Regions from separate parts of the Homo sapiens genome. Here region 1 is linked to region 2. Evidence: chromatin loops called from intact Hi-C (ENCODE). Cell type or tissue: PC-3. All regions are shown on one strand. Each heading gives the region's core, and the rest is flanking DNA. Links, peaks and the distances in the headings are about the cores only.

The links. Peaks named below come from ENCODE experiments on the same cell type or tissue, not always from the same donor. Only the 100,000 strongest peaks of a DNase experiment are listed, where the experiment ranks them.
Region 1: a loop joins it to region 2, with 8 times the contacts of the local background. A loop is called at or near these places in 3 of 110 quality-filtered maps.

Annotation. Positions count from the first base shown.
Region 1 is chr11:102,781,460-102,785,864 of GRCh38, forward strand. It overlaps the pseudogene WTAPP1. Among named protein-coding and RNA genes, the nearest start is that of MMP10, 3.0 kb to the left of the region's middle. In PC-3, for the core only: no CTCF peak of the experiment used is centred there; a DNase peak (open chromatin) is centred at 2,492; H3K27ac peaks cover 1,681 bases.
Region 2 is chr11:103,048,966-103,053,370 of GRCh38, forward strand. It overlaps DCUN1D5 (defective in cullin neddylation 1 domain containing 5), which reads right to left. Exons shown (of 8, transcript NM_032299.4): 8 at 1,721-4,405. Among named protein-coding and RNA genes, the nearest start is that of DCUN1D5, 41 kb to the right of the region's middle. In PC-3, for the core only: no CTCF peak of the experiment used is centred there; no DNase peak of the experiment used is centred there; H3K27ac peaks cover 388 bases.

The DNA.
Region 1 (4,405 bases), core at 160-4,159, 270 kb before region 2:
CCACAAATAGTATTTTCTTTCTTGTTTTCTCAGCCAAATAAAGTGCTTTTTACGCAGTAACACAGTAAGTCTGCAATAACTGTTTTGTCAAATTAACCTGTTAATATAAAGAACCCTGAAATTCTTATAGTAAAGAACTATATTTTTCTCTCACTAAAGATAAATTAACTCTACCATGTCTGAAGTACATAATTGCAAAGTGATGAGAGATTAAAATAATAAGTGTGTAGGAATGATCTTTTCAGTATCGCCCACCATCCCCACCCTACTTAAGGTAGCCTGGACAGGTGAGACTTCCAGGAACCAAGAGGCTCTGAGACTTCCAAGCCAGAGTTGGAGAGAAACTGGGATATACACTGAGCCAGCCAAGTCAACTTGTGACTTACTGTTGCCAAAGAGTTTGCTCTACAGTGTGGTGACATCAGCTTGAATATCAGAGGGAGAAGGACTGACAACTAGACTCAAATAAAGTCAGCTGGACATTGAGCAAGTACAGTCAGGCACTGTATAATGTTTCAGTCAACAATGGACCACATATATGATGGTGGTCCCATATGATTATAATGGAGCTTGATATGGTTTGGATCTGTGTCCCTGCCCAAATCTCATGTCGAACTGTCATTCCCAGTGTTGGAGGTGAAGCCTGGTGGGAGGTGATTGGATCACGGGGGCGGATTTCTCATGCCCATTTAGCACCATCCCATCGGTGATGTTCTTGTCATAGTGAGTGAGTGAGTTATCATGAGATCTGGATGTTTAAAAGTGTGTAGCACCTAGCCCCTCTCTTTCTTCTCCTGCTCTGGCCATGTAAAGTGCAGGCTCCTCTTTTGCCTTCCGCCATGATTGTAAGTTTCCTGAGGCCTCCCCAGAAGAAGGTGCCACCATGGTTCTCATATAGCCTGCAGAACCGTGAACCAATTAAATCTCTTTTCTTTATAAGTTACCCAGTCTCAGGTATTTTTGATAGCAATGCAAGAACAAACTAATACAGAGCTGATAAGCACCCATCAGCTATTGTCATTGTAGCCAACATAATGTCATAGTACAATACATTACCCATGTGTTTGTGATGATGCTGGTGTAAGCAAACCTACTGTGCTGCCATACGAAAGTCTAGCACATGCAATTGTGTACAGTACATAATTCTTGATAATAGTGATAAATGACTGTTTATGCATTTACTATACATTTTATCATTTATTTTAGAGTGTACCTTTTTTTTAAAAGTTAACTGTAAAACTGCTTCAGGCAGGTCCTTCAGAAGGCATTCCATGGTTACTGCCCTATGCAGGCATTATTATCATAGGAAACGACAGCTGCATCAGCGTTACTGCCCTGAAAGACCTTCTAGTGGAACTTGATGTGAAGGTAGAAAACAGTGATATTGATGATCCTGATCCTGTGTAGGCCTGGGCTAATTCGTGTTTTGTGTCTTCATTCTCAAAAAATAGTTTAAAAAATAAAAAAAATTAAAGATAGTAGAAAGCTTATAGGATAAGGATATCAAGAAAAAAATATTTTTGTACCTCTGTGAAACGTTTGTGTTTAACCTAAGTGTTATTACAAAAGAGTCAAAAAAAGTTTTAAATTAAAAAGTTTATAAAGTAAAAAAGTTACTACAGTAAGCTAAGGTTAATTTATATTGATGAAAGAAAAATGCTTTTATAAATTTAGTGTAGTCTAGGCATACAATGTTCATAAAGTCTACATAGTGTACAGATTCACTCACCACTCACTCACTGACTCACTTAGAGCAACTTCCAGTCTGGCAAGCTTCATTCCTGGTTAGTGCCCTATATAGTTGTACCATTTTTTATCTTTAATACCATCTTTTTATTGTATTTTTTAATGTTAAAATATGTGTAGATACAGTAATATTTATTATTATGTTACAATTGCCTCCAGTATTCAGTAGAATTTCATGCTGTATAGGTTTGTAGCCTAGGAGTAATAGGCTTGCTGGGCATGGTGGCTGACACCTCTACTCTCAGCTACTTGGAAGGCTGAGATGGGAGGATAACTTTCCCCAAGAAATTTTTAAAAGGCTATACCACATAGTCTAGGCATGTAGTAGGCTGTACCATAGAGGTTTGTGTAAGTTTAATCCATGGTGTTTGCACAATGGATAAATTGCCTAAGGACATGTTTCTTAGAATGTGTCCCCATTGTTAAGTCACACATGACTGTGTGTAATTAATTCAGGCCATTATTTTGTCATCTGTAAAATGGGGTGGATATAACCACACTCACAAAGTTATTTTGTATGCTTTATGCTGGGGAACAAATCTCTTCTTATTTCACTCCAACACCTTTAACAGACAAAGCTTGTTGGCCTGACAAATCTGTGACAATGCCCCTAGGCCCTGATTTGACAAGCTGTGAGATGCCCATTTTCGCTTGAGTCATAACTTTATTAGTGTTGACACATCCTGTTAATGGATTTTATTATGTGGTAATGATACAATGAAAGTTTACATTGTAGTAATAGCTACGACTATAATTGGGAGCCTATAGGGTAGCACATGCCTCACAGAAATGATGTTAGTGTTTAAACTTGTCCTGCATTAAACCATGACACCTGGTAGAAATTAATGCCCTGGAGCAGGTGAGTCCTATGTTTGTCTTTATATAATTCATTACTTGTTAAACCTACTGAAGTATGTATAGGGTCAGGCAAGGAAGCATACAGAGCTCATACTTAAAGAAAGGTGAAACGCCTGGTATTGAGCTTCCACTGTAGTCAGTTCTTAAATGTGAGTTATTTTTAAACTTCAGAACAACCCAACAAAGTTGAGATTAGAAAAATTGAATAATAAGCTCACGATCAAAAGCTAACAAGTGGGAAGAGATTATTCAGAACTGCCAGAAGAAACCTTCATGACTACAACTTGGATGTTTATCAAAAACTTCTTGGCTTCATTCCATATCTTTGCTATTGTGAATAGTGCTGCGATTAACATACAAGTACAGGTATCTTTTTGACATAATGATTTCTTTTCCTTTGGGTGGATATCCAGTAGTGGGATTGCTGGGTTGAATGGTAGTTCTATTTTTTTGGTCTTTGAGAAATCCTCATACTGTTTGGAATACTATGCAGCCATAAAAAGAATGACGTAATGTCTTTAGCAGTAACATGGATGGAAGTGGAGGTCATTACGTTATGTGAAATAACTTAGAAACAGAAAGTCAAATACTGCATGTTCTGATTTACAAGTGGGAGCTAAATAATGTGTACACATGGATATACTGTGTGGAATAATAGACACTGGGCACTCAAGAGGGTGGGAGGGAAAAGAGGGATGAGAAATTATCTAATGGGGGCACAATGTCTTCTGTTCCAGTGAGAGTTACACTAAAAGCTCAGACTTCAACACTATGCAATATATCCATGTGACAAAACTGCACTTGTACCCCCCAAATATATTTAAAATAATAGTAATAACAAAAGTTTTAAAACAACCTCTTGGCTTGGACCTTGGTTCTTCCCCAGCTTTTTTTCTTTTATGTCTTGACACTGTTCTTTATCTCTCATTCTTTTTTTTTTTTTTTTTTTGAGACAGAGTCTCACTCTGTCTCCCAGGCTGGAGCGCAGTGGCGCAATTTCAGCTCACTGCCAGCTCTGCCTCCTGGGTTCACACCATTCTCCTGCCTCAGCCTCCCGAGTAGCTGGGACTACAGGCGCCCGCCACCACGCCCAGCTAATTTTCTGTATTTTTAGTAGAGACAGGGTTTCACCGTGTTAGCCAGGATGGTCTCGATCTCCTGATCTCATGATCCGCCCGCCTCGGCCTCCCAAAGTGCTGGGATTACAGGCATGAGCCACCGCGCCTGGCCTATCTCTCATTCTTGAACTCACCCCTGAACATGCCTTCAATTTATCTCCTTAGCTTTTGTTCTTTTCTCCCAACTCTCTGATCATCCTGCTAACACAGCTACTTCATTTGATCTATGTTTATCTGTTCTGTCACTTGAAGTTCCTCTTGGCCTGTGCTGCACTGATGTGATCCAGACAGAATGCAGGTCTACAATCCATTGCAATTTCAGTAACTAAGACTGAGAAATGCCTAACGGTTTCTCACTTCCAGTTTATTCAATTCTTGGGAAAACTGGTTAGCTATTAATTTTCAATACCCAAAGACCTCTGATTTTAAGGTTGTACACTTATACATATAATCCTGCGTCAACCATGGCATGACATTGACTTCAGTATTTTGCAACTTCTTCTTTTGTTGGAAATTACTGGTTTTTACACAGACTCATAACAAGTGAAAAGTTGATCTCTTTCCCATGCTTTTAGTTCCAATTTGACTGCTTCACAATGGGAACACAGTTTATTGTTAGATTTATATTCATTCTTTTCTCTATTCTGATAGTTTAGTCAAATATTGCAGGCCACTTGTGCTTG
Region 2 (4,405 bases), core at 318-4,317:
TAATATAGAAAATTCACAGGTATGAAGCTTTAGTTAACAACATATTCTATGAGACAAAGTGAAGCAAATTAGGATTATTAAAGATATTGTAGAACAGATAAAAGCATCAAGGACAAGATTTCTTCTGACTTTAAGAATCTGTATTTGTGCAGATGATAGTTTTACAAAATGAGAGGCCCAAGTGACTAGAAAGAGCGCACAACTAGAAATATTTCTGAATTCAAGTCTAGGATGTGCCATTTATTATACATCCAATCTTAGGCAACCTCCTTGGGATCCATTTTCCCTGTCTCCAAAGAGAGAAGGTTAGCCTAGATACTCTTTATTAAATTTCCAGTTTTAAAAATAACTCCACAATACAATTAGCCTTTAAGAATTCAACACTTATTTCATATCCCAAGTTCCTAGACTATTGTAGGTCCTCAGCAAGTATTTCCTGAATGAATGAATCAATTACTTCTGTATAGGCCTCCACTGTATCCTATGAGTTACAAAGGACAACGGGAAAAACAGGGAAAATGGTCTGCCACACTGGGGCCGGGTAAAAATTCATATTTTAAGGTTGGTCCCTCTTCTTTCATTGGAGGATATATATAATCAGCAAAAGAGAAAGTATGCCTTCTTTATAGAACCTTTATTGACTTTTTGTATTAAAACAGTAATACATACTCATCATATTATATAGAGTGACGTAAACTAAAAACCCCTGGTAATTCTATTACCAGTAAGTTGACATTTTTCATATTTTGGTACACAGCCTTTCAGGCTTTTCTCTCTCTCTCTCTCTCTCTCTCTCTCTCTATATATATATATATATATATACATATTTTTTTTTTTTTTTTTTTTTTTTTGAGACGGAGTTTTGCTCTTGTTGCCCAGGCTGGAGTGCAATGGCATGATCTCGGCTCACCGCAACCTCCGCCTCCCAGGTTCAAGCGATTCTCCTGCCTCAGCCTCCCGAGTAGCTGGGATTACAGGCATGTGGCACCACGCCCGGCTAATTTTGTATTTTTAGCAGAGGCAGGGTTTCACCATGTTGGTCAAGCTGGTCTCAAACTCCCGACCTCAGGTGATCCGCCCACTTTGGCCTCCTAAAGTGCTGGGATTTACAGGCGTGAGCCACTGTGCCAGACCTATACATACACATTTTTAAAACAAGTATCCTATTGTGCCTATCTATATGCTGCTTTAAAGCCAGTCTTTTACTCCCTTTGAAAATACAGTGTGGATTTTTCAAGATGGCATAGTACTCTATTGCATAAATATGCTGTAATTTATTCAACAAATTTTCTATGCTTAAACATTTAGGTTATTTCATTTTTTCTATCAAATATGTTATGATAAAAATCTTTTGAAAGTTTTAAAATTTATTCTTTAAGATGATAGGCATAGAATTGTTGGGTGAGAAAATATGAAACTTACTAAGGCTTTTGGATGTATCTCCCTAAATGACTTCCAGAAAAGGCTATGCCAATGTATATTCCCTCCAGCAAAGTATAACAATTCCTGTCTCCTTGTGTCATCAAACATGGGCATTATCAATTTTTAAAATCTGTGCCAATTTGGAAGGCAAAAATACCATAGTTGTTTTAATATGCATTTCTTGTCTTGGCTTACATTTGTTTAATTCCTTTAATAGTAGGTCAACATTATAAACAGGGTTGTACTAGAATGTGTGCCATACAGTGAATTAGAAAAATACACAAAAGATTACTGGACATCTTATACAAGTGAAATCATTTATTTATCTATTCATTTTCATTTATTCCATTTATTGAGTGCTTTTCTATACTGTGGATAGTTCTGAGTACTGGTGAAATAAAAGCAAAAACACACAGTCCCTGCTCTCAAGGAGCTCACAGTTAAGAAAACAGATATGTAAGTATGCTACTGTAATATGGTGTTATCAGCACTCTAATAAAAGTATATACAAGGTTAGTAGTGTCTCCATGATGGGTAAGGAAAGGGTGTTTCTTTAAAAATAATCAGACCCAGAATAAGGGGGGAAACCCTCCATGTCTACAGGATGCAGTAGAGATCTTGGGCATTCCAGAGACAAAGAAAGGTGCTGCAACTTCTGGACATAAAGAAGTTCCAATAAATCCAATCTTACATCATAAAGACTAAGCTTACCATCACCAATTCATACATTGGAAGTTCAAGAACCAGATTTCCCTTATTCAGTTGGTGGTCTGTCATCTTTTTTCCAATTATTTTGTAACATTGGACTAGTCAACATACCATCTTATGACCAAATTTAAAACAAATTACTGGTTAAGGAAAAAAATGACTCATTAGTAAGTAAAGTGACAAGCAGAACAAATGAACCATCCATCCTTCAGGAAACTTTTTTAAAAAAAGATTTTCTGCATGGTTTATCTTGTGGTTTGCTTCTTCTGACAAGGCAGCAACCTTAGAAATGATATCAGCATGAAAAGTTCATGACTTATTCACCTGTGACATAACTTTGGAGTCTCATGGGAGTTCCAAAGTTTTTCTCCTGATCATGAGATTTGGTGGCTTCACATATTTACTTCCCCCCCCCCCCCGCCACCCCTGTGTTAACAGGTTTACTGGCAGATGCAGGAGGTGACATTCCAGTGGCTCCATTATTTTCATTAGTCAATATCATTTATTCTTTGTCATTAAACAAATATTTGGAACCCACTACATTCAAAGCATAGCATTAGGTTTTACTTAGCATTTTACAAACACTTTTAAGTACAATATCAATATGCACATCAATCTTACCTCTACCTCACAGAAGAGGAAAAAGGGAGCTCAAGTTATCTTCTCAAGGTCACATAGTCACTAAGAAGCAAAGGACTCTGAACACAGATCTCTGAACTCCAAACCCAGGGCTCTTTCCAGCCTTCCTTACTAGTCTCCCTGTCCTCAGATTTTCCTGCTGCCTAATTAATGTTCTTAAAACACCAAAGTAGCCCCAGCCTTCATCGCGTCTCATCTGCTCTGAAAATCCACTTTGACTATTTCAGTCCACAGAACTCACTCTCCTCTGAACTCCTATAGCTTATTGTCATATTATTCAACTGGCACTAACTCAGAAAATGCTTAGTGAGATCTGTCTTTAATTATGAAATAATTTTAGTGTCTATTTAGAAGACACTGTGCCCGGTTATGTGAGACTGCTCCAGTACTACTTAAACGTAAGTTTTATTCAGTTCTGCAAATGCTTTTGACAACCTACCATGAGTCAGGCACCATGCTGAGAGCTGAAGACATGGTTTCTGCCCTCAAGAATCTCAGTCTAATGGGAATGTGGATATGTAAACGTTTTACAGACATATGTGTACAATTGGTCATTCATTCATTAATTCAGTAAGCAAACTCAATTTGCAGGCCATGAGAGATAAGTAAAATACGGTCCATTTCTTTTAAGTAACTTGCAGTCTAGGATCAAAGAGAGACGTGAATTTTTTCATTCATTAAATACCTATTATGTGGTGGAAACAAGTGAGGAACACCTATGAATAACATGGTCTCTGTTCACAGAGCTGTTTCCTTTTTAAGGATCATAATCTTCAAAGGTAGAAACTAACAACTACACTGTTTTATCCTGTGTAATAAGAGGGCATAGCAAAGCCTGGGCCTATGGATATTTATTGGATATTGATTCATTCCTTCATTCTTGTATCTACTCCAAGTCTCTCTTGGTAGTTCTTACATATCATCCTTTTTTAGACCAGCTCTAGATAATGAATCTAAGATAGAATTATCATAAACCTTATAGTTCTAGTGTAAGTATTTCCAAAGATACTTGGAATATTTTTCATGTTATTCCAAACACCAACCACTTCTTGGCTTTTTATAGAGAGAATAAAATAGAAATTCCTAAATAGAAATTCAGTTTTCTCACTCTATTACTTTGTTCACATGTTTGATGTCAAGGTGCAAATGTGCAAGTAGTGGTTTTTAAAACCTGCTATTCAGAGAGCAAGGAGTTCCTTTGAGGTTTTTCAGAAATAATACTAGCAGCGAGGAAGACAGGGAGCTTCCCACTTAACCAGAGTATTTTAGCTTTCTGTTTTAAATACTGTGCTTCTAGGTAAAACTTATTTTGCAATAGGGTCCTGCTACTTAATTAAAAAAAAACTGATTTAAGAGACTCAATGTAATAAGACATCATAGAATTTTGGCTTTTTATTTTTTAATATTTCTCTTTTTTAAAAATAGAGTCCTTCCTATGAAGTCAAACCAATCCACTTTTAAAGACAGCCATAGTAGCTATGTTACTGAGCATTTATTACTTGGTGCCAACTACACTGTAAATTGATCATTTAGTCATATTTAGCATCCATTTAATGAACCATTTCACTATACTGCCTACAAAGAAAGCAAGTAATACAAATCAGTGTGCATCATTGACATTACAGATTAATTTCCT